2 separate regions of the Homo sapiens genome follow, and region 1 is linked to region 2. A link is a loop called in an ENCODE intact Hi-C map of the cell type or tissue named here. Cell type or tissue: mammary epithelial cell. All regions are shown on one strand.

What was found. A loop is a pair of places that touch in the nucleus more often than their neighbours do. Peaks named below come from ENCODE experiments on the same cell type or tissue, not always from the same donor. Only the 100,000 strongest peaks of a DNase experiment are listed, where the experiment ranks them.
Region 1: a loop joins it to region 2, with 10 times the contacts of the local background. A loop is called at or near these places in 2 of 110 quality-filtered maps.

The regions. Positions count from the first base shown.
Region 1 is chr4:169,310,696-169,313,195 of GRCh38, forward strand. The region is part of intron 2 of LOC105377529 (a long non-coding RNA gene); the gene reads right to left. Among named protein-coding and RNA genes, the nearest start is that of SH3RF1, 41 kb to the left of the region's middle. RefSeq lists an enhancer at 920-1,468. In mammary epithelial cell, a CTCF peak has its summit at 1,147; no DNase peak of the experiment used is centred here.
Region 2 is chr4:169,115,022-169,117,521 of GRCh38, forward strand. It overlaps SH3RF1 (SH3 domain containing ring finger 1), which reads right to left. Exons shown (of 12, transcript NM_020870.4): 10 at 1,248-1,609. Among named protein-coding and RNA genes, the nearest start is that of CBR4-DT, 110 kb to the left of the region's middle. In mammary epithelial cell, a CTCF peak has its summit at 1,015; DNase peaks (open chromatin) are centred at 1,040 and 1,670; H3K27ac peaks cover 2,500 bases.

The sequences.
Region 1 (2,500 bases), 200 kb after region 2:
AACCTCTGCCTCCCGGGTTCAAGCAATTCTCCTGTCTCAGCCTCCTGAGTAGCTGGGACTACAGGCGCTGGCCACCGTGCCTGGCCAATTTTTGTATTTTTAGTAGAGACAGGGTTTCACCATGTTGGCCAGGCTAGTCTTGAACTCCTGACCGCAGGTGATCCACCGGCCTCCGCCTCCCAAAAGTGCTGGGATTACAGGCGTGAGCCACCGTGTCCGACCTCATTTTTATATGTTATTTGTTGTAAAACACTCAACATTCTTCTTGGAAGAAAAAGAAATTTACATAAGTGGTATAATATAAGAAAATATGCTGCATAACATAATGATGATGGCCTTCAGGTAATGTTAACAGCATTACTTAAAATAATTATTAATGTATTATCTTAATTTTTTTTTTTTTTTTTTTTTTTGAGACAGAGTTTCACTGTTGTTGCCCAGGCTGGAGTGCAATGGCTCGATCTCAGCTCACTGCAACCTCTGCCTCCCGGGTTCAAGGGATTCTCCTGCCTCAGCCTCCTGAGTAGCTGGGATTACAGGTGCCCACCACCATGCCCAGCTAGTTTTTTGTATTTTTAGTAGAGATGGGGTTTCACAAGACCAGGCTGGTCTTCAGCTCCTGACCTCAGGTGATCTACCTGCCTCGGCCTCCCAAAGTGCTGGGATTACAGGCATGAGCCACCACGCCTGGCCATTATCTTAATTTTTACTTGACCTTTGTACAATGGTATGAAAATAGTTCTCTATCAAGATTTATTCTGTTCACAACATTCTACAAGTGACTATTTTTCTTCAGAAATTATGACAATATTAAGTGGGTGTATTAAGTAAAACAAGAAATCGGTGCCTAAGAGTTAGAAATAAACTAACATATACGTACAATAAGATATACTGAGGACCACCAAGCCCCAGGAGCTGCACTTTGTCAGAGAACACTGTAACAAGCAAGACTCAGTTCCAGCCCTCAGATTGCTTATGGTCTGATGGGAAACGTAGACAGGTAAACGGGTGAAACCTCTTGCTTGTGTCCACAGCAACTGGCAGGGTCTGCAGGAAACAGGCCATTGCCAGAAAGAAAATCATCTTACTATTATCTACACAGAGTCCAGAACAGGATGCAAAACCAACTCTTTACTGCCCCCAGTGGAAAAAATCCTCTTCAGTCCATACGGCAACAACCAGAGGGCCCTCCTAGAATCACCCTGCTCCTGGCTTCTTCAGTTTCTTCCTCTCCCCACCGTGGGCTTAGTCCTAGCTTCTTGCAAGGGGTAGGTTCCGATTTCTCCTTAAAGACTGTTGCAGAGACAGAATTCCAGTCTCTCTGATTCTTCCCAGGGGCATATCTAAAATATCAGCAAACTGTTCTCTCCCCAGAATCAGCGGACTCGCATTGAATCTCCGTTTTAGCAAAGCCCAGGCTCCACACCTCCCCTGGGAGGCACAGAAACACAGGACAGTCCCTCCTACCCCGCCATGCAGGCAATTGCTGCACTGCTGGCATCCCCAGCTTGGGACCCAGCACAGAAGCCAGACATAGCCCCAGGGAGCCAGTGGCCAGGAGGAGTGTTCAGGGCACAGGGACCAGACGAATAAAAGCTGGAGACAAAAGAGAATGCTAGGCCAGGCATGGTGGCTCACGCCTGTAATCCCAGCATTTTGGGAGGCCGAGGCCAGCAGATCACCTGAGGTCAGGAGTTCAAGACCAGCCTAGCCAAAATGGCAAAACCCATCTCTACTAAAAATAGAAAAATTAGCTGGGCGTGGTGGTGGGCACCTGTAGTCCCAGCTACTCGGGAGGCTGAGACAGGAGAATCGCTTGAACCTGGGAGGTGGAGGTTGCAGTGAGCTGAGATGGTGCCACTGCACTCCAGCCTGGGCGGCAGAGTGAGACTCCATTTCAAAAAAAAAAAAAAAAGAGAGAGAACACTGGTATTGAGGGAATTTCAAGCCATTCTAAATGCCCGGAGAAGTAATTTTAAATTCTACTCATATTTCAAGGTTTCATTTAAATCACACCTTATCTATGAAGTGCTCTGGGATTAGGCTACTCTCGTTTATCTCCTTCCTTTCTAAGCATCTACGATATCTATCATTATGTGGCACAACCTTATGTTTCATTCTGTAGGGACTTCTGTTGTTCACTTGCTTGATGTGAGCAAACTGGTTTCCTTAACTAAACCATAAACTACCGGAGGGCAGGATCATTGTTTAGAGTTTTGCTTTATGATGACAGTTTTATTGAGCTATAATTCATATACCACACAATTCACCCATTTAAAATGTACAAGTCAGTGGGATTTTCTTTAGCATGCTTATAAGAGTGGGGCAACCACCCTCACAATTAATTTTAGGACGTTTTCATCATCCCCCAAAGAAACTCTCCTGCAGTAGCAGTCACTCCTCATTTTCCACACCCAGGCTGTGGGTTGGATTGTGTCCCCTCCAAAAAGATTATGTTCAAGCCCTCACCTCCAGAACCTGTGAATGTGACCCAGTTTGG
Region 2 (2,500 bases):
TCTTTTTCTTTTTACATTTAACAACTCTCAATTTCTCTTGCCTCCAATCACCTGTCTCTAAACCCAACCATCGGTTATTCTTTCCAATATAACTTTCCATTTATATTTTCTTTAAAATTCAGCCCCAAATGAGACATTAAAAAAAACCCCAAAAACTATGGATTTAGAAAATAATGTTTCCTTATATTTCAAGTCTTACCTCTCAAGGAACCATGCTGCTTAAGGTCAGATGTACTGGGCCATGGACCAGTACTAGCCTGTGGCCTGTGAGGAACCAGGCCGCACAGCAGGAGGTGAGCTGCAGGTGAGTGAGTGAGGCTTCATCTGTATTTACAGCCGCTCCCCATCACTTGCATTACTGCCTGAGCTCCGCCTCCTGTCAGATCAGCAGGGGCATTAGATTCTCATAGGAGCATGAACCCTATTGTGAACTGCACATGCGAGGGATGTAGGTTGCACACTCCTTATGAGAATCTAATGCCTGAGGATCTGTCACTGTCTGCCATCATGCCCAGGTGGGACCATCTAGTTGCAAGAAAACAAACTCAGGGCTCCCACTAATTCTACATTATGGTGAGTTCTATAATGATTTCATTATATAGTACACTGTAATAATAATAGAAATAAAGTGCACAGTTAATGTAATGAGCTTGAATCATTCTGAAACCATTTCCCCGCCACCACCCCTGGGTCCATGGAAAATCTGTCTTCAACGAAACTGGTCCATGGTGCCCAGGTGCCCAGAAGGTTGGGGACCACTGTTGTAGATAAAATAAATCCATAAGTAACACTTTTGATCAACAGTTTCATCCCCCTCACACATATATATTTTTAACAGAACTCTTATCAAGCAAGACTCACTGAGCAGGAAGACTTGAGGACAGCAAAATGATGAAAGAATGAGTAACTAAAGGGAAAAGGAAATTCCTCCACGAGACTGTAAGCTGCACAAGGAGGAGTGACTAAGTCTCATTCACTGTGGTCCCTCTAACATGCAGCACTGAGTCTGGCAAGTAGTGGGCGTTTAAACACAGAGAAACATGAGCTCTAGATAAGAGGATGGGGTGGTGCCTGCGTTTCTTCCCCACTCTACTCCTAGCACCTGGCATAGTGACTCACACGTAGGGAGCACCTGAGGGTTTGTTGAACAGTGAGTCCTCTCATTAGCTAAAAATGACAGACACAACATAAGAAGAAAAACAGGGAAGTAAGTAAAGCAGAGAAACAGTAAGTAAGTATGGTCTTACTTTGCTATCCTTGTCTGGTTTGGTTGCTGAACTGTTCCCACAAGCTGATGAAGCACTGTCAGGAGATGTGGGGAGTCCAGGGAGAACGGTCACTATCCGGCCACTGGGCTCAGCCTCCAGAGAAGCACTGGTGATGCTTGGGGAAGTCAGTGGAGCAGCTGCTGCACAGGCCAGAGGGGCACTGGCTCGACTGATACTGATGGCAGCAGTGTGCGTGGCTGAGCCTGGCATCAGAGGCGCAGGTTGTGGGGAGGCCAGCGAGTGATGGGACAGGCCCACAGATGCAGGGCTGAGGCCGGCGGCATTCTGTACCTGGATGGGTGTCACTGCTGCCGTGGGGCGTTCCTGGTTGTGCGCTGCAACTAGTAGATGGGAAGAGGGAACACAGCAAAATTCAACTATCTAATAGATGCTGCTCACCAAAACATGAGTCATTTCACTGCATCAGACCATGATGAAAGGCTGCTATTGTATTTATTACAATAAAGATGGGATGGACGGTGGCCTAAAAGCACTTAATCTTAGCTGGATCCCCAGACACTATCTATTGTCCTTCCAGGTCAGCCCTTGAGTCTACTGAGTGCCTGGAAGCTCAGTTTTGACCCAAGTCCCTTTACTTAGGAGACAGCCTCTCCACAGTGTTAGAGACACTGAGCCAGTTCTTGATGGTATTCTACAGTGTCAAGCGATGTCTCCCTCTAGTCCTTTTCCTATTATTCATTCCCTTTTCTTATGAATCATTTTCCTTTTTTCTGTTTTTCTGATAGAGTTCACAAGCCTTTAGTTTACCCCTCATCCCATTAGTTACCCAAGACTCTTGGGAAGGTTTTCAGTGCTACAGAACTAAGAAAGCTGTTTAAGATCCCATAGGGTCCAAGGTAGACTTGTGCTTAAGTTAATCAGAAATGATCAGCACACCCGTTAGTAGAGTATCACGCAATGTCACATGGATGGTAGTAGTGAGATTTGAGATCATATGATCTCAACTATAGAAGTCAAAATTTCAAGTACTATTGACATTCTTAGGATCAGCCTAATTTCTTTCAGACTTTAGATCTATCCATCAGGCTTGAAGTAATACGCAGGGCACGCTTAGCCCAAATAAGCAGATACAAGGTGCCACTGAGTAGACTTTGCCTAATGTTGTTCATTATTAAAATTACATCTACATTTCTCAACATCTGTCATAAAAGATCTACTATTAGGCAGGTAAGCCCTTTATCCTGATATGTTCTGGCCTGGGTTCCTCCTTA